Regions from separate parts of the Homo sapiens genome. Here all the other regions are linked to region 1. Evidence: chromatin loops called from intact Hi-C (ENCODE). Cell type or tissue: endothelial cell of umbilical vein. All regions are shown on one strand.

Region 1 (5,000 bases):
ACTGACGGAATGGAAATTACAAAAGCAATTCCTTTTATAATAGCATCAAAAATAATAAAATACTTAGGAATTAACTTACTCAAGGAGGTGAAAGACTTGTACCATGAAAACTATAAAACATTGCTGAAAGAAATTAAAGGAGACATAAACGGGAACACATCGCATGTTCATGTGTTGAAAAACAATATTGTTAAGATGTCAGTACTGCTCAGAGCAATTACAGATTTAATGCAAGTCATGTCAATATCCCAATGAAATTTTTTGCAGATATAGAAAAACCCATTCCAAACTTCATATGGAATCCCAAGGGACATTGAATAGCCAAAACAATGTATAAGAAGAACAGAGCTGGAAGACTCACACTTCCTGATTTTGAAACTTATAATAAAGCTACAATAATCAAAACAATGTGGTACTGACATGAAGACAGACATCTGGACTAGTGGGACAGAATAGAGAATCCAGAGATAAATCTCCACAAATGTAGTCAAATGATTGCTGAAAAGGATGACAACACCATTCAGTGGAGAAAGCGCAGTCTTTTCAATAGATGGTGCTAAGGAAACTAGATATCCAGGTGCAAAAGAATGAAACTGAACCCTTACTTAACGTCATATACAAAAATTAACTCAAAGTGGATTAAATGTAAGACTCTTAGATGAAAATACAGAGCAGAAGCTTCACATGACATTGGATTTGGCAGTTATTTATTGGATGTGATACCAAAGGCACAGACAGCAAAAGGAAAAATGATAAATTGGACTACATGAAAATTTTAAAATATTTTGCATCATTCAACAGAGTGAAAGAATCATTCAACAGAGTGAAAATGTAATCCACAGAATGGGAGAATATATTTGCAAATTATTTATTTGATAAGGGATAGATATCTAGAATATATAGAGAATTCATAAAACTTAACAATAAAACAACCTCATTCAAAAATGGACAAAAGACTTGAGTACACATTTCTCCAGTAAGATATACAAATGGCCAAGAAGCACATGAAAATATACTCAGCATCACTAATCATGAGGAAAATGCAAATCAAAACCACAATGAGATACCACCTCACATCCATGAGGATAGCCACTATACAAAACAAGAAAAAAAAAAAAAACAAGTCTTGGCATGAATGTGGAGAAATCAGAACTCCCATGCATTACTGATGGGAATGTAAAATGGTGCAGCCATTGTGGAAAACGGTTTGGCAAGTCCCCAAAAAGTTAAAGATAGAATTACTATATATATGATTTAGCAATTCCACTTCTGGGTATATACCCGAAAGAATTGAGAGTAGTGTCTCAAAGAAGTATTTGTACACCATGTTCCTAGCAGCATTATGTGCAGTAGCCAAAAGGTAGAAGCAACCCAGGTGTCCACCAAAGGATGAGTGGATAAACAAAATGTGGCCTCTACATTTACTGAAATATGAGTCAGCTTTAAAAGGAAGGCAGTTCTGACACACACTACAACATGGATGAACCCTGAGGACCTTACACTTAGTGAAATAAGCCAGTCATACCGTGTCAGCTTATTTATAAGAGGTACTTAGAGTAGTCAAAATCACAGAGACAGAAAGTAGAGTGCTTGCCAGTGGTTGAGGGGAGAGAAGAAAGGGAATTACTGTTTAATGGGGACTGAGTTTCAGTTTACAAGACGAGTTGCGGAGATGGATGGTGGTGATAGACACACAACGTTGTGAATGCGTTTAACACTACCAATGTGTACTCTTTAGTATAGTTAGGATGCGAAATTTTATGTTACGTGTACCTTACCACAGTAAAAAAAAAAAATTTTGGAGAAAAATAAATGTAGGCAGCAACTGTACCTCAGACTTTTCCTGTATGTCTCAGATCCTCATCAGGGGCCTGAGCACAAAATAGTTTTCTAATTAATCATTCTTCAGGGTCAAAAAAAAGCAAACAGTTCTGTCTGTTTAACAGTAATATCTGACATTGAGTGCCTCTTTTCATGCCAGGCATTGTGATCTTATTTCATCTTTGCATCCATCCTATGAAACAATATTTTTATCTTCATTTTATAGAGGAGGGAATTTAGGCAAATGGTTTTATAACTGGCTAGGGCCACCAGCTGTTCGGCAGTGGAACAGCAATGCAATTTGAACCTCAACTTTCTGCCCACAAGGCCCAAGAACATAATCACTTTTCTGTACTATCGTTTGACATATTGAGAGATCATTTTGTCTCCCCCTCATTGGCGAAAGGATGTGAAGTCACGTGCCTGATAGAGGAGCGTGGTGGCCTTTAAGCCCACCCAGAGCCTGTGCTGGAGCTCCACTGTACCCATGGCTCTCAGGTGCACTGAGTGTGTTGTGCACATGGCAAACACCCCCTTCCGTCACCTGTACCCACCACCTGTCCAAGTTCATAGGTGGAACAACTGCCTTGGTAAAGTTGTGTAAATTGCCCAAAGCCGTGCGGCTTGTAAAGTGGCAGAGCCAGAATTGAACCCAAGTCTGTATTATTCCAAAATTTTATTCTCACCATTATGGACTCCTGCTCCCTTGTTCCACTCTCCACGCAGCTGCCCACAAGAGCTTCTTAATTTTTCTACTTCAGCTCTTTCGATGAGTTCTCATTGTGTTAGAATGCAGTACAGCAAGCTCCTTACCATAGCCTAAGAATCCCTGAAGGAGCTGGCCTTGACTGACCTCTGCTTCTTTTTATCCACTCTCCCTCACTCATTCTTCCCAGCCATACAAGTTTTTCTCATCAGTGTTCCTCCATGTGGAGGCGCTGTGTGGCCTGCTCCCATCTGCACCCTCCTCCTCAGCTCTCCAGGGGTCTGGCTTCTTTTCATCCTTTGAGTTTCAGCTCTGATGTTAATTCCTCAGAGAGGCCTTCCCTAACTCCCCTCTTTCCCCAAGTTGTCCTCTTGTAATTATGCTCTGTCACCCCTTTCAGACTTTGTTTTTTGGTTTAGGGCCTGCCTCTGCAAGTGCTAGAATGTAAACGCCCCAAGGGCAGGGACTGGACTATCCTGTTAGCTGTTGTCTTACCAGTATTGAGCATTTTGCCTTCGTATTTATTAAATGAATGAATAGATCATGATTAAATTTTTGAGAGACATTCAGATGTAAGATTAACAGTTTGAATTTTTGTTCATATCTAAATCCCTTGCTCCAACGCCAGTCTAAATATCAAGAGGTGTGTTGTTCATAGAAAAGAGGAAAACAGTGTTAAAGTATTAAGTTTCTGTAATTCAATGAATTTTCTCCCCAAAATGAAATATTCAGTACTTCAGAAATTTTTTAGAGAGATACGCGTCAAGGGAGAGTTTTAGAACTAAGTGTCACCAGCATGACCACTTGGCTTTTAAATAGTCTAAAGTGTTATAGTGAATGTTGGAGTTATTTATGTATTATACCTTTCTGCTGAAGGTTGTCCTGACTTTAAATGGATATAGTAGTGCTCTTCCCCTGATGAGGACAAATTAGAATTAGAGATCTCCTTGTTGAAAGAAATCAATCAGACTGCAGGTAACTCTTGAGTCACCTATTACTGTTAGAAGTGAAAGCAGACAGCATGAAATGAGAACCTCTCTCCTGTGCTGACTTTGCAGCATCATAGAGTCCTTGGGAAGCGCACGCATCTGGTATCTGTCCCTGTTCACCCTGCAAGCCCTCCCCACCCTTGACCACCGACTTCCTGGGAGCTGCTGAAGGCGTCGGGGGAGGTGGGGTGAGGAGGCAGGTCAGGATGGCCATGGTAACTAATGCCATTGGAGCAAGTGCTACCAGATGCCCAGACACTGGTGTGTACAGCATAAGAGCGCTCCTTGACTCCTCAGGGCCTGCTGGGTCTTGTCTGTTCTAAATCGCCAGAAGCTCCACCCTGTTCATGTTCTTCATTTAATCCTTTCTAACTTAGAACTATTTTTGATCCTTGGCTGTACTTCATTAATTTTGAAATATCAACAGTGCTAGACGAACACTAATGTCTTATAACTTAGGTGGGTTTACTTTTTCTGCTCCAAATTTTTATTTCACTTTGAATTGTTAGCTTATTAGCTAGTTCTAAAGGTATTTTGCAGAGATAGTTACTCTGACTGGTATCTGCAAGTTTATCACTTGGGATTTCTTTGAAGAGAAAGGGATGTATTTCATGTATCACAAAACCTACCGTTCCTTGTACTGGTTTGTAGGCATAGCTCAGAAACGTGCAGTCATAGCAACCCGGAAGAAGAACTGCTCTGCCCTCCAGAGGTCTCTCTGGATGGACTGGTCGCGAGAGCACACTTAGCAGCGATACGGCATCGCGATCAGGGGAGCGGATGCCAGAGCCTGACTGCCTACTTCCAAATCCACCTTGAACACATCCAGTTGCGGGACCTTGGCCATGTTCGCCTCTGTGTCTAAGTTTTCTCATCAGTAGAATGAGGATAGTAACGAACATCTACCGCATAGAGAGTTTGTGAGGATTGAATGCTTTCACACTTAGAACAGCCCCTGGCACATCCTGTGTCCTGGAATGTGACAACTGATGCTGTTACCTTTATTAGTTTTACTCGTGTTACTATTTTATGAAGGTAAACTGACAATCTCATTTTCAGTCTTGGCTTATGTGAGAGACACTTAATTGTACAAAGCTTTGCTTGCATTGAGAGTGGCAGTGTGTTCCAGGAACAGAAATTCAGTGGGGCCAGCTTATTATCTGGCCACTGATCCCAAAGATCACCAGGTACTTGGTAAACAGCCTCTTTACCTGGCAGGTGAGGCCTGACACTTCCCCGGTTTCTACTGGGTTTCCATTGACTCCCATTCATAAATCCCCTATCGTTAGGACCTCCCCTGCCACCATCTGGGCAGTGAAGCTCTGCCGGTGTGCTACTGGCAGTGTCCCGGGTTGTGTGTGGAGACACTGAGCACTGTTGTTTACTTTAGAAGTTTATTGTCCCCAGAATGCTGCTCCCCCACAACTGTCTCCTGCAGCATGAAGGCTGACATTGTATCGTGGCTGTGTATCCACATGCATTTA
Region 2 (5,000 bases), 250 kb before region 1:
CATGATGAGTTCATTCAGCAGCCGTGGACGGAGCCCCTCTGTGTCAGGCTCTAGGGACATGGTGATAAGAAGGGGTCCTCCCACCCTCTCAGGGGAGGCATGCAACGGAGCCAGCCGCGAGGACACCAGTGTTTACACCATGACACAACCATGCGGGGGGGTGGGGGGAGGAGAGGCTCCCTCAGCACGTGGTTGCCCAAGGAGCCGTCCCCAGTCCCAGTCCCCCTAGGTTTGCTCCTCCCGAAAAGGAATAACGCTGAATCGTCACAGGGTGGCACAGACTTGGGTCAGAGAAAATAACTAACTGGTATTTGCCTTTTGCAAAATGATGGGGTTTCACCAAACCACATACAAATCCTTCCCAAATCCCCAGTGGCTGGTTTTGTGGCCTCTCCGGCCAGCCCCGATCTGAGTGTTGGTTATCGCAGGGAGCCGAGTGCCGTTGGGACACCTGTTAGCATCTTGGGCCCAGGAAATCCACACCCTGACCTTAAGTGCTGAAAGGACCTTTAGTGGGTCTCCGCCGGCTTCCTTCCTCACCTTACAGGTGAGGAAACTGAGGCCCACAGAGAGGACTCCCCCAAGACAGCCCAGAGCTGGGGCTGCCCTGCTTCACTGTCTGATCTGGGAGATGGACACACACCCCCCAGAGAACCCAGGCCACCGCTCAGGGTGGCCCCCCTGACCTGTGGCACTATAGATGGGAGAGGAGCCCACCCCTCTGGCCTTTCTGCTGTCTCCCTCTGTCCCCTCACTCGCTTTCCTCCTCTGGTCCCCACCTTCATGAATATGCACAGTGACTGATGACTTCTCACCAGCCCTTCCTCTGATTAGCTCTGTGTCCCCGAGGAAGATCCAAAATCTCTCCTGACTTCAGTTTCCCCTGCTATAAAACAGGGATGGGCTATGATATAGGAAGGTCCAGACCCCTCCACCCTCCCCACACAGGGGATCTCTGGCTTCATTGATGTTGTCTCATGAAAGGGCCCTGGGTTAGGTCTTCATTCCCCAAGGGTGAGTTCCTGGGGACGAGGCTGGGACTGGGGCTGGGGCCAGGCTGTGCTGAGCCCTTCTCCATTCTGTGCCTCTGCAGAGATCATCTTCCTCCGGGCCATCACGCCACCGCATCCTGCCAGCCAGGCTAACATCATCTTCGACATCACGGAAGGGAACCTGCGGGACTCTTTTGACATCATCAAGCGTTACATGGACGGCATGACCGTGGGTGAGTGGCTGGGAATATCAGCTCTATCCAGGCACCCCTCCCCCTCCACCCCGAAACCCTCTCTGGCCCAGCCCAACTCCCATCTGAGTCCCCTCCCCAAATTCAAGCCCACCCAACCTTCAGGGCCCAGCGCCGAGGCCACCACAGCTCCCAATCGGTCTCGGCCGGAGGAACAGCCAGAGTGGGGGATCCTGCCTGGGATCTGACCCTAGCTGTGCCACCCACTCTCTGGGTGACCCCTCTGGGTCTCGGTCTCCCTGCCTATAACATGGGTGGGTTCCAGAGAGCGCTGCGCCTCACAACCATGAATTTCAAATGATACCACCCAAGTAAAGTGCTTGTCCTGAGGGCTGGCACAGTCCCGCGGTCGGTGGGAGCTAAGGGGATTGTTATTCTTGGGGTGCAATGGGAGGGATAGCAAAGTAGGAATCAGAGGGCCTGAGCTCTGGTCTCTCAGCCTTGGAACTAGCTGGATTCGCCATGTGGCCTTGAGCAGTAGTCGTCCCCTCCCTACGCATCAGTTGGTAAGAGGACCAAGGCCACTCTGTGTGCACAGCCCATCTGAATGGGGAGCTCACTGCTCTTTCTCCCTGGAGATCCGGTGTTTGGGGAGCGTGAAGGGAGGCTGGGGCATGAGGGGACTGTGGAAGTCCTGTTGGTGGGTGCAGGCTGGGGAAGATGTTTACAGGCGGGGGCAGGGCCCTCCCTGGCTAGGAACGGGCTTTAATGACAACCTACTCGTGTGAAAAAATATCCAGGCCCACTCCATTCCGCACGCTTGTTTCTGTCATTCACAGCCCCTCTCCTGAACTGTCACATTTTAAAAGATTTACAGTCATGGGAAATGAAAACGGTGGCATCTGCCATTTTGGACTCGGATTTATACTCTGAACACTTTCAAAGCAGCTGAGCAACGGACGGACAGTCCCTGACCTCCCCTGGGCCTCAGTTTCCCCATTGTGAACTGGGAGGAGTGGGCTTCCTAGTCCCTTAGGCGCTGGAGTCCGGGAGGTCCTAACCAGAACCCACGAGCGTGCAGTGCGCACAGAGCAGAGCGTTTTGGAGCCTGGCCTCCAGGTGGCGCTGTTGGACCTTGGACGCTCAGTCTTTGCGCCTCAAACCCGACGGTTGTTAAAACTGGCAGCTGGAGAAAGGGAATCGTTATTCCCGTCTTGCCAAAGAGCCATTTATAGCACCTTTACAAGCTTTTAAATGGGTTTGCATGTTGTAAACATGACTGAGTCACTGGGGGGCTCCCCACCCCAGCCTCCTCCTGCGCTAGCTGGCAGCAGGAATAATTAGTTAATTACAATTAATGGTGCATTAGCCCTCGCGTGATTCCAAGGGGAAGGCGCATGGTTTGGTTGTCGGCAGTTGTGAAACTTGCTGCTTGCCCTTGAGTCACTCCCCACTCTGGGCCTCAGTTTCCCCCATTGTGAAATGAGAGTTTAGATGAAGACAGCCTTGAGGGTCCTTCAGGCCCCTGTGCAGGAGGGCAGGCAGGGAGGGGGTTGGGTCAGGGCTTTGTCCTGTCCCACTGGGTGGGTGGGGTATGCACCCTGACACTGGCCCACAGCCGCCCCCCGCCCCAAAGGGGCCAGCCCTGTGCTTGATGCTGGGCCTGCAGTTGTGGCTGGGACATGGCCCTCAGGTGATTTCTAGATCTTGGAACATGGGAGTTTGGAATCCTAGGACCTTCTAGTTCACTCACTCATTCTTTCCGTTTCTGAACCCTTCTTGAGCCTCTACCTGTGCCTGACCCTGGGCTAAGCCTTGCAGATACAGAGATGGATAAATGCCACATAGCCCCTGAGGACTTTGCATCTCAGCAGCAGGGAGAAGCCACCCCGTATCAGATCATCAAAATATGATGCCGAAATAGGCATGCACAGAGACAGGCCTTGATGGCCTGTGGAGGCTCTCTTAGGGGAAGTCTCCTGGCAGGTTTTACGTCTTTAGTTCCCACCTACATCCTTCCTGGGGTGACCCAAGCCAAGAGGTTGGGCAGCTGCTGGGCCTAGAACCAGCACCCACCAGCGCCTTTCTCTGGCTGCATCTGCTCCAGACAGAACCAACCTGGGAGTGTCTGTTTCTCAGCTTCCCATCCACTGGGGCAGAAAATCCTGGCATGTCAGAGCCTGGAGGCTCCTAGAGACCATCCCTTCCTTCTTCCGTAGGAGGGGAAACTGAGGCCCGGAAGGGCGAGGGGGCTTGCCAGTCTTCTTACAGTGAATCAGGGACACAGTGGGCAATGGAAAGGAGTCCCAGGGTATGAGAGATGATCACAGGTGCCGTCCCGGCAGCGGGCTTCTGGGAACGGAATGTGGATGAGGCCACAAGGACCCAGCGGCTTCCCCCGGCACAGTTGGTCACGGGTGCCCTGGTCTTTGGAATTCTGGGCTGGGGCTGCGTGGGGGAGGGCCCCAGCCTGGCCCTTGGAATTGTCGTGCCTGTAGCCCTGTGTGCTGGGGAGGCCCCTGCCTCTTCCACGCCTCGGTCTGTGTGCAGGATGCCCCACCTGGCTGGGCTCCTGGAGTTGACCTGGTGCCCATGTCATCTCAGGTGGAAGACTGAGACCAGGGAGGCAAGCCCTGCGTGTTGGGACCTAGGCTGCATTGCTGGCTGGCTCCTGTCTCTGTCCCCACTGCGCTGATCTTATTTCTCTGTCTGAGATCTCCTCCTTGGGCTTCCATATCCCTACTTCCTTCTCCCTCCTCTTCTGCCCAGAATAACTTCCATACATCCTGGGAGCTTCCTGGTCCCTAGGGGCAGCCATCCCGGCACACGGCTCCTGGCCTGTCCACCTGGTAATAGATGGTTCCACCGTTGGACTCGAGCCCAGCCTGAAGCAGCCCTGAAAACGTGGGGTTGAACCCTTGCCGGCTCCTTACCGTTGCTGGGCACCTTCACCCCCGCATTCCCCAGTCCTCACAGACACTGCCAGCGACGGGTCATGATTGTCTCCCTTGGGCAAAGGAGGGAGCTGAGTTAAATGACCGCCTGAGACTGTGCAACTGAAAAACTGCAGGGCCTGGGATGTTTTCCGACTTGTTTTTAGCAGTGCAGTTCTGATTTCAAGCAGTGACTTAGGCAGAAACCCTTCATGGTGGTGGAGAGGAAGAAAGCGGCTTCCAGGGCTGCTGCTCCTGGTGGGGAGCGTGGGAGGCTCTTGAGCCTCCTGGGCAGCCCCGTGCAGCTCTGTGCTGCCTGCAGCACACGGCAGGGAACGCCGCCTACTCACGGTGCTTGCTGAACACCTGTCTGCTCTAGGCCATGCCCTGTGTGGACACTGGGCACCGGATCAGGAGGGCTTCCTGGAGGAGGTGAGGCCCGAGCTGAGTGTCCTTGCATGTGAGGGAGTGACACTTAGTGAGCACCTGTGATGACCAGGAGCCAGGGTTTCATCATCGCCAGGACCCTGTGACACGGTGGGATTATCTCCTCTAACAAAGGAGAGAGCGAGAGCCAGAGAGGGCAAGAGATTTGCCCGAGGCCACTCAGAGCTGGGGCCAGAGCGGGCCTGGAGCCCGGTCTTCCCCAGACACCACACCCGCCCAGAGCCGGAGCCCAGGGTTGACTGCTGCTGTGGTGGGCTAAGTTGCTGTGAGTTTGGATGTCCCAGAAAAACAATCAGCGCACAGGCCCCGGGGCTCGCCGTGTTCAGTCCTCCCAGAGTAACAGAAGAAGAGGGAGAAATGCCCCGAGTCCACTAAGAACCTGCAAGGGCCGGGTCGTCCTCTAATGTAGCCTTGAAAGACCCGTTCTTAGCGGGGAT
Region 3 (5,000 bases), 190 kb before region 1:
TGCTGGCAGAAGTCAAGCAGCCAATTTTTCAACAATGTCTCCATATCATGAAACTTCCTAAAAATCTTCAAGGGAGTAACCTGAGCTTGTGAAAAATGATCCCGAATGTCAATAGGACAAAGCTTCCCTTCCAAGATATAATTAGGGGAGCTTGGAGCAGGCCTTTCATATTTGAGTTGACAAGCATCTTTTTTCCTTTGTTCAGTCTGTTCTGGAGGGCTTTAGGAGGGCTTCGCCATTTCTTTGTTAAGAGGAATGGTTGAAACAAAATTTGTATAAGAGGAATCATTTAAAATTGAATCCATCCAATAGGAATGTTTATTTTACCCAACGTTTTTCTGTGTGAGAATAATACCTGTTTTTTCTAGGTAATATATGTCTTTTATTTAATCACATGCATATTTAAGCCTCTAAGTTCTCTGTTCAAAACACTGATTTTTTTTTTTTTTTTTTTTTTTTTTTTTGAGACAGGTCTCGCTCTGTCGCCCAGGCTGGAGTGCAGTGGCGCTATCATGACTCACTGCGACCTTGACCTCCCAGGCTCAAGCGATCCTCCCACCTTAGCCGCCCAAGTAGCTGGGACTACAGGTGTACATCACCATGCCCAGCTAATTTTTCATAGAGATGGGGTTTCACCATGTTGTGCAAGCTGCTCTTGAACTCCTGGGCTCAAGCAATCTGCCCACCTTGGCCTCCTAAAATGTTAGGATTCCAGGCATGAGCCACCGCACCTGGCCCGTAACACTGATTAAAGACATACAGATCGGCCGGGCGCGGTGGCTCACGCCTGTAATCCCAGCACTTTGGGAGGCCGAGGAGGGGGCAGATCACGAGGTCAGGAGTTTGAGACCAGCCTGGCCAGCATGGTGAAACCTTGTCTCTACTAAAAATACAAAAAATTAGCCAGGCATGGAGGGATGCGCCTGTAATCCTAGCTACTCGGGAGGCTGAGGCAGGAGAATCACTTGAACCTGGGAAGCAAAGGTTGCAGTGAGCTGAGATCCCGCCACTGCACTCTAGCCTGGGTGACAGAGTGAGACTCCATCTCGGAAAAAAAAAAAAAAGATATACTGATCATATGAGCAAAGCATTGCTAAGAAGGCTGATGTAATTGTTAGGCTCCACTGAGAGACGCCTGGTGTCTAGAACTTACGATGTCCAGGCTGGTGGGAGCTGGCCTGGAGTTGGTACCCCGTGGCGATAGAAACATGAATGCATGAAGAGTATCTACAGAAGGGACCAGAACCTTGAGAAGACTCAGAACTCTCAAGCAGAGGCCGGTTGCGATGGCTCAAGCCTGTAATCCCAGCGCTTTGGGAGGCCGAGGTGGGCAGATCACTTGAGCCCAGGAGTTCGAGACCAGCCTGGCCAACATGGTGAAACCCCCACTCTACTAAAAATACAAAAATTAGCCGGGGGTGGTGGCGCATGCCCGTAATCCCAGCTGCTCGGGAGGCCGAGACAGGAGAATTGCCTGAACCTGGGAGGCACAGGTTGCAGTGAGCTGAGATTGCACCACTGCACTCCGGCCTGGGTGATAGAGCGAGATTCCGTCTCAAAAACAAACAAAAAAACCAAAAAAACCTCAGAACTCTCAAGCAGGACTTCTCAACCTCAGCACTGTTGACTTTTGGGTGGGACAATTCTTTGTTGTGCGTGTGGCGGGATGGAGGTGCTACGCCATGTACCTTAGGATGCTTAGCAGCACGGGGGCCTCTCCCCACCAGACGCCAGGAGTGGTCTCCCTCCTCCGGGTAGATCACCAAAAGTTCTCCAGACATTGCCAAATGTCCCCTGCAGGGCAAAATCGTCCTCGGTTGAAATTGTCCACTGCTCTAAAGAATGCAGGAAGTTGGGCACACTTAGCTCGGAATGAATATTTACAGGGAACATTAAAGCTGTTTGTAGGCATCGTACGAAAAAAGTTATTCTGATTGTTTCAGAAGGCTGAGCAAGAACAAACGGGGCAAACCTGTATTTTGACTAAGGAACAAGGAGACCTTTCTAGAAGAACCGCTCAGCTCCCAGTCCCCAAAGTGTGTATGTTTAGACCGGGCGAGGATCCTGAATCAAGGTCCGGGCCTCTTTCCTCGGAAGAACAGACCGACCGATGGTCTTCTGGGCACCCAGAGGAGCAGTCAAGCGCGGTGCTTGCTGAGAGCTTGGCCTCCGTGGGTGCCATTTAATCTGCGGTTGGGAGAGGTATTCAGAGCTTTGCAGATGGGCCTCTGCCGTTCCTCAGGGCCCACTCCAGTGCCCAGGGAGGGTGGGCAGAGCAGCGGAGGCAGGGGGCTTGCGGTGGGGCTGGGGCCGGCAGAGGAACAAACGGACTCACAGGACGTGCGGCAGGCAGGAGAGCCCTCTCCCGACCTGACCGTCACGGAAGCCTCTCAGCCGGTGTCTGAGCTGGGACTGGGACCCAGAGTCCTCAGTCAGGCTCTTCCCTCCGAGGTGGGGAGGCGAGCCCGGGGATCCGCACCTGCCCAGGTGGACTCCGCTGCTGCGTGGCGCCTGCCCTGGGACCCACGTGCGGCTAGGCGGCACCTCCCCGGGCGCCCAGCAGGTGGCGGTGCGCGGCCTCGAATGGCGGCTGGCAGGGCCGGGACGCGGCGGCTCCTCGCCGGGCGCGTTTCCTCCTCCAGCACTGTCTCACCCTGCTCCATGCTAACCTGCTGAACGGCCCCTGGCCTCTTTCCGCCCCGCCCCCGCCTCCGCAATGCGCCCCCCTTCCCTTCTGCGGTCCCCTGCCTGTCGCCCTCTCACGCTCCAGGTTGTGAGCGAGTATCTCCCCACTTTAACACCCTACACCACACCGCGCCCGGCCACAAGACAGCTTTACAACATACACAACCCTGACGAGGAAACGTGTTCAAAACCAATCACTGCGCTCATCATAAAGGTAAAGAAAGCAAGGAGGTGTGTGTCCACGCACAGGGTAAATGTGGGCTGGGTGTGGGGTTCTAACTTGGAGAGGGCCTGAGGGCAGTGGCAACTCGCATTGCATTGGAGGGAGGCCTTGGCAGGGCCCACGGGGAGAGGCTAGAGAGCCTCCCAGGTGCGGGGCAAGGCATGGGCTATGCTTGGGGGCAGAAACAGACATCTGGGGAGCAATGAGAGGCTTTTGGCTGCAGAGGGGCAGCCGGGAGACCTGCCCCAACCCTCTTCAAGCCCTTGGTCTTGTTTCCTGACATCCCAGGTCGTGTACAAATGTCTCCTCTCCTAGAAGCCGAGGTTGAAAAATGGTCAAACCATTAATTACTCAACAGTTTGTTTGGGCAGTAGTGTCTGCAGCAGTGGGGTTTTTATACAGCACAAAAATAACAAAACAAAGTTGGAAAGCGAGGGCCATTCTGGATGAACGTCCACCCTTGGCTCATGGTCCAGGCCATCGAGATGTGTGACCATCCTGAGAGAGCAGATGACAGAGGTGCTTGTGCCTTTGGTTGGTGGGGAGTGGGTGGAATGTGGCCATTTTTTGGTAGTGGGGTGAACTTGTGAACAGTGTGATCATAATAATGGCTAACAGGTTTTTTTATTCTTTTTTTTGAGATGGCGTCTCACTCTGTAACCCAGGCTGGAGTGCAATGGTGTGATATTGGCTGACTGCAACCTCCGCCTCCTGGGTTCAAGGGATTCTCCTGCCTCAGCCTCCCAAGTAGCTGGGATTACAGGTGCCCACCACCACACCTGGCTAATTTTTGTATTTTTAGTAGAGACGAGGTTTCACCATGTTGGCCAGGCTGGTCTCGAACTCCTGACCTCAGGTGATCCACCCGCCTTGGCCTCCCAAAGTGCTGGGATTACAGGCGTGAGCCACCGTGCCCGGCCGGCTAACGGTTTATGAGCACTTACCAGCCACTGTCCTATGCCCTCTCGTTGAATGCTCACAATGACCCAATGGGATGACCCTGTCACCATCGTCCATCCCATCTTTCAGAAGTGGACGCTGAGTCATGCTGAAGTTATATAATGCACTCAGCTCACATGGCTGGTAGCACTTGAGGCAGGGATCTGGACACAGACGGCTTGACTCCGGAGCTCCTCTCAACCACAAGCCAATGTCAACAAGCCTCCACCATGAAGGTCCTGAATGATATGAATAAAATAGCATTCGCGGCAGAGTGATCTCCTTGGATCTCCTGAGTGGCCCATTTGGCAGTGGGTATGGCTGGGACAACTATTTGCTAGCTTACTAGAATGTCATCATTCGTGAAGTATCTTCATATACATAATCATATTTGATTCTCCCAGCAGCTCTGTGTGCTGGGCAAAGCAGATATTAGAAACCCCATTTTATAGATGAGGAAAGTGAGTCTTGGAGGCTGTTGAGTGGCTGGCCTGGAAGCTGGCAGTTTCCTGGCAGCTTTGGAAGCTGCAGTCAGGGAGTGGGATTTCAGAGTGCAGTTGGAACCTTCGAGAGATGACAAAGGCCCAGGGTATGGGTGGCCACGGTGGAACGGAGGTAAAGGTCACCATCCAGGAGGTATGGAAAGGGCTGTGCAGTGCTGGCAGTCCCCCGGACGCCTTGTGCACCTGAGCTGGGGCTGGACTGGGAACCAGCAGAATCAGGCACCTGCTGCGGGTCAAGCCTGTCGGTAGCTTATTTCAACCACTCTTCACGATTTATCTCGGTTTATCTCCCTCTCCTCAGCCATGCTTTCCAACTTTGTTTTCTGTTATTTTCCTCTGCTTACTGAGGCTGAGTGCTGTGACTTGTGCGAAAGCGTGACTGGCAGAACCCACAACTGTCTGCCTACGATGTTGTTATTTCTGTCCTCTCCAAGGGCCTCTTCTCGGCTTATGTCCTCTGCACACTTGCGCACCGTGGAATCCAGCCCGCTTCTCAAGCCTCACTGTTTAGATTTGGGACGCCAGTTCCTGGGCATGGTTTTAGCTCTGAAATTGGAAAGAAGGACACTTAGCTTAGAAATGTTATGGACAAAATAATTCATGAGGATTTGTAATAGACTGGGGGTGGGGAGGAGCCAAACCAGCGAAGA
Region 4 (5,000 bases), 100 kb before region 1:
ATTTGCTAATAAGCAGTTTAGATGTTCGTACCCTGTCTTCTATAGAAATTAGAATTATACGTATAATCCCAAATCAAAATGTAATTTTGAGCAAATGTGCTAATTGATTTATGCTAGACAGATTGACCTATGTGTGATTCATTTTTCCTAGGAGAAGGAAAGAGATGGTTGAAAAGAAATATTTATTTGGTAACTTATATATTGATGTAAAAATGGCACAGTCTTGGTCTTCAGATTTGTGTTTGTGTAAACTAAAATAAATAGTAAAGTTTCACAGTAAAGACTACCAAATGAGTGGTTAAAGCACCTGGCTCAGGGCACAGATTGAATCCTAGCTTAGACTCTCAGTGGTTTTGTGACACTGGACAAGTTAATTAACCTCACCAAGCCTTATTTACCCACCTTTAATGTGAAACTAATGGCAGTACCTGCCTCATGGAGTTTTTGTGAGGATTAAGTGATACAATGTGTGTAACATGCTTAGCTCCGTAGAAAATGGTGAATGAATGTTAGCCCGTTTCACTTTGCTGTTGCTAGTGTCGTCGATGTGTTCATACAAAAAACTGAGCATGTCTAAAATGTCCAATTATTTTAATGTTGAAAGTAATGGACATAAAAGGTGCATTAAGCAATTCTAGTTTCTGTGGCCAAGACACATCAAAGAAATGAAGAATTTAAAAAATAGGTGATTGATGAAGATTAACTTTATTCATGTTTTTCCTAGCTAGACATTAGAAGCAAGGTAAGGAATTTAAAATAATAATATTCCCTTAAAGTTGCTTTCCTAGGTATTTTTAGCATTGTATAATTTAAGTATTATAGATTCATGCAGAAATCCTTTATGTTTTACAGAGTTACACTGTTAGACCTTATGATAGCCAAGATAACGAGTGATGAGCCACTCACCAAGGATGACATCCCTGTGTTTTTGCGGCATGCTGAGTTGATTGCAAGCACCTTTGTGGATCAGTGCAAGACTGTGCTCAAGCTGGCCTCTGAGGAGCCTCCTGATGATGAGGTAAGGGAGGCAGATTTCCCAATCTCGGGTAAAAGAGAATGGACAGATTTTCTAACTCAGCCAAGTCCTGTATGAGAATTCTTTTTTAAAAGCTTTAAAAAATATTATGTAAGTAATGTATCCATATATGAGAATAGTTGGAAAATTTAGATAAGGGAAAACAGTGTCCTTATTCCTACCATCCAGAGTCAATGACTTAGGCAAATTCTGGTTAATTTTCTAGACAGATGACATCAGATACATGCACACAGACGTAGACATGTGCACATATGTATCTATTAAAAGTGGAGCCTTTCTGTGCCTTCTGTTTGCAGGTTCCCATTTTTTCTTCGGAATGTAAGCTCTAGGAGGGCAGAAATTTTGACTGTTGTGTCCATAGTACTATGTATATGGTAGGCACTGAACAAGTATTTGCTGAATGAATAAATAAATAATACATTGTAAATGTCTTTTTAAATAAATGCCAACATAGGCTGGGCACGGTGCCTCACACCTGTAACCCCACTTCTTTGGGAGGCCAAGGCGGGAGGATCGCTTGAGCCCAGGAATTCCAGATCACCCTGGGCAACATGGTGAAACCCCATCTCTGTAAAAAATACAAAAATTAACTGGACATGGTGGCACATGCCTATAGACCCAGCTACTTGGGAGGCTGAGGTGGGAGGGTCACTTGAGCCCAGGAGGTTGAGGCTGCGGTGAGCCATGATTGCCCCACTGCCCTCCAGCTCGGGTGATGCAGTGAGACCCTTGTCTCAAAAAAAAAAAAAAAAAAAGCCAACATAACATTTCAAGTAAAGAATTTCCTATTTATTTGTCCAAATCCCTGTAGTTGGACATTTAGGTTGTTTGTTTGTTTGTTTTGAGACAAAGCCTTGCTCTGTCGCCCAAGCTGGAGCACAGTGGCACAATCTTGACTCACTGCAACCTCTGCCTCCTGGGTTCAGTCAATTCTCCTGTCTTGGCTACCCAAATAACTGGGATTATAGGTGCACACCACCACCATGCCCAGATAATTTTTGTATTTTTGGTAGAGACGGGGTTTCGGCATATTGGCCAGGCTGGTCTTGAACTCCTGACTTCATGTGATCTGCCTGCCTCGGCCTGCCAAGGTGCTGGGATTACTGGCATAAGCCACCACATCTGGCAGTAGGTTGTTCTTATTTCTACTTATTTTAGATAATACTGTAGTACATGCCTTTATAGTTACATCTTTGCACATTTCCACAGCTGTTATCCTAGGACATAATCTTAGAAGTGAAATTGCTATGTATAAGGATATCACATGTTTAAAGCTCTTGATACATACTTCCAAACTGCTTTCTAGACAGTTTGCTTCTTCTCTTCTTTATAGGAGATTCCTAGTGGTATACTGTCCTGGTTAATTATTTAAACTATTTTTTATTCTCCTTAAGCCTACCTTAGATCATTCAGGTCTTGTTTTATCAGGGCGTGGAAGGGAGCTTATGTTAATTCTCTATCCCTTGTCTTTACTTCAGAACTTCCTGTTTTTATCTATTCTCCCTTTCTTCTGTCATAAAGTTAGAATTGTTCTTTCTCTGGACCACTCAGCTGTAAAAAGGGATGCACTTGTGATACAACAGGGAAGAATCTCAGAAGTGCTGAGGGAGAGAAGCCAGACAGACTAGAAAACATGCTGGCTGATTCCATTTCCGTGGGATTCTGTAGCAGGCCAGATATATCGGTCATGACAGAAAATAGATCAGATGTCACCTGGGTCTGGAAATGAATGAGTGGAATTGATTGCAGGGGAACACGAGGGAACTTTCTGGATAGTAGAATGTGGCACTTAGCTGTATACCTTGACACAACTTTGTACTGTATGCTTAAGATGGGTGTATTTCATTGCATGTATATTATACCTCAATAAAGCTGATTTAAACAATAAAAGATGATAGAGAGTTCCTTTGTATGCTGATATGAATGGTCAGGTAGAGAGGGAGTAATTGATGCTGGAATCACTGTTGGCAAATGGGCAACACTGGAGGAGAGGGATTGGAATCCAGAGTGGATACTCATCCACTGTCCACAGGCGGGAATGTAGAGAATGTGATCCGATACTGTGAAACTGTTAACTCCTGTTGTAAATGCAGCTCATGGCTATGACTGCTCGCCCACGAGAGTGTATTTCCTTTTTTGTGAATATACTTTCGTTCAGGACCATTTTGATATTGATTTTCTGTGCTTTGTCATATAGACCATGTTAGATCTTACTAATCATTTCGTTAACTTTAGTTCTCATTTTCTGTGATAGGAAAGAAAGGTCTTTATTCAGGGGCTTGCGTTTACTTTCTGGAGATAGATTTGCCTTTGTTTCCAGCAGGAGGAGCAGTGAGTCATGCTTAAGAAAAGTTTTAAAAATTCTCTAAGAGACAGAGAAAAGACAGATCACAGCTTTAAACTTTTCAGGGCACTTCTGTTTAAAATATAGGTGATTTCAGTATTGTAGTGAGAAATTCCTGGTGTAACTTTTCATATTTAGGAAAACTTCTATTTTTCCTTTGGACTTTTTTCTCTAAGATGGGAAGTATTTTTATATATTAATGGAATGGAAAGTTGTAGACTGGGAACAGTGGCTCATGCCCGTAATCCCAATACTTTGGGACGCCAAGGCGTGGGAGGATTGCTTAAGCCCAGGAGTTGGAGACCAGCCTGGGCAACATAAGGAGACTCCATCTGTACAAAAAAAAAACACAAAGAATTAGCTGGGTGTGGTGGTGTGTGCCTGTGTTCCTAGCCACCGGTGAGGCTGAGGTGGGAGGCTTGCCTAAGCCCAGAAGATTGAGGCTGCAGTGAGCTGTGATTGCGCTACTGCATTCCAGCCTGGGGAAGAGTGAGATCCTGTCTCCAAAAAAAAAGAAAAAATTGTAGGCAGTTTTCTTTTGCAAAGCCAAATTAATTTACTTTTGGAAGTTTATTGAGCTATACATTTATGACTTGTGCGTATTAATGCACATATGTCATACTTTTTTTTTTTTTTTAAAAGAGGACCACTTTGCCAGTATTTAAATATGCCAAAGACCAAGTGCTATACTGGAGCTGGCCTGTGGTGACTTCTAAGAGTTGATTATTAAGTGCTTAGAAATTTGTGAGCTGATTGTTAAATTGTTGGTACCTTGAAATCATCCATGGTGGAAGTAGTTGTGCCATGGAAACCAGCAAATGCTACAAATCAGGGTTTTCCACCTGCCTCTTCCACCCCAGCCATTCTTCTGCCAAACCACTGCATTTACTCATTGGTGATCTTTTTAGGACAAGATAGATATTCAGTAAAGTTCTCAATGCTATGACTGAAAAGTGAGAATGGAAACAGTTGTATTTATAGCATGTGTTTTTTAATTTATGTAATTGTTTGGCTTTAAAATCCCAAGGTTTTCTTCATACGTTTCTTTATAAAAATAGTTTTGGGTTCTCATGTTAATGTACTTATTCCTGTCTTTTGATATATTTTGTATACTTGTTTCCAGTTTTTGATATATTTTTGTCAGTTCAGAATCTTGTTCACTTGTAGCAAGCCTTGCCTTTTCTCTGAAAGCTCAAAAAACATTCCTTTTAGCTTTGTATTTTCTGATATCCATATATTACAATAATTGTTGCCAGGTTGTGGGATTTGCATTCTGTTTTAATCTTTGCAACCCCAGGTTAGGCCATACTGTAGTACCTGTTATGCAGTAGGTATTACATATTTAATTACATAATACATATTTAATACATATTCTACAATAAATAGTGTATTTTTTCCACATATTAAGGGCTTAAATTTTTGTATTACGCAAATAATGCTTGCTTTGTTGTTAAAAATTATTTAAGCTGAAGTCAGTGAAACATAAAGTTACAAAGTTTCAGCCAGGCGTGGTGGCTCATACCTGTAATCCCAGCACTTTAGGAGGTCGAGGTGGGCAGATTGCCTGAGGTCAGGAGTTTGAGACCAGCCTGACTAACATGGTGAGACCCCCGTCTCTAC

What was found. Hi-C counts contacts between places; a loop is a spot of excess contacts. Peaks named below come from ENCODE experiments on the same cell type or tissue, not always from the same donor. Only the 100,000 strongest peaks of a DNase experiment are listed, where the experiment ranks them.
Region 2: a loop joins it to region 1, with 17 times the contacts of the local background. A loop is called at or near these places in 8 of 110 quality-filtered maps.
Region 3: a loop joins it to region 1, with 14 times the contacts of the local background. A loop is called at or near these places in 38 of 110 quality-filtered maps.
Region 4: a loop joins it to region 1, with 5 times the contacts of the local background. A loop is called at or near these places in 8 of 110 quality-filtered maps.

Annotation. Positions count from the first base shown.
Region 1 is chr22:45,829,589-45,834,588 of GRCh38, forward strand. The region is part of intron 10 of ATXN10 (ataxin 10); the gene reads left to right. Among named protein-coding and RNA genes, the nearest start is that of MIR4762, 72 kb to the left of the region's middle. In endothelial cell of umbilical vein, a CTCF peak has its summit at 2,131; a DNase peak (open chromatin) is centred at 1,483; H3K27ac peaks cover 209 bases.
Region 2 is chr22:45,575,884-45,580,883 of GRCh38, forward strand. It overlaps FBLN1 (fibulin 1), which reads left to right. Exons shown (of 17, transcript NM_006486.3): 16 at 1,094-1,225. Among named protein-coding and RNA genes, the nearest start is that of LINC01589, 27 kb to the right of the region's middle. In endothelial cell of umbilical vein, a CTCF peak has its summit at 2,301 (motif pointing right); a DNase peak (open chromatin) is centred at 2,328.
Region 3 is chr22:45,643,210-45,648,209 of GRCh38, forward strand. The region is part of intron 1 of LOC105373069 (a long non-coding RNA gene); the gene reads left to right. LOC105373068 (a long non-coding RNA gene) reads right to left here. Exons shown (of 3, transcript XR_938309.4): 3 at 4,345-4,896. Among named protein-coding and RNA genes, the nearest start is that of ATXN10, 26 kb to the right of the region's middle. RefSeq lists silencers at 2,459-2,748, 2,759-2,828. In endothelial cell of umbilical vein, a CTCF peak has its summit at 2,544 (motif pointing right); no DNase peak of the experiment used is centred here; H3K27me3 peaks cover 783 bases.
Region 4 is chr22:45,728,573-45,733,572 of GRCh38, forward strand. It overlaps ATXN10 (ataxin 10), which reads left to right. Exons shown (of 12, transcript NM_013236.4): 7 at 853-1,018. Among named protein-coding and RNA genes, the nearest start is that of MIR4762, 29 kb to the right of the region's middle. In endothelial cell of umbilical vein, no CTCF peak of the experiment used is centred here; no DNase peak of the experiment used is centred here.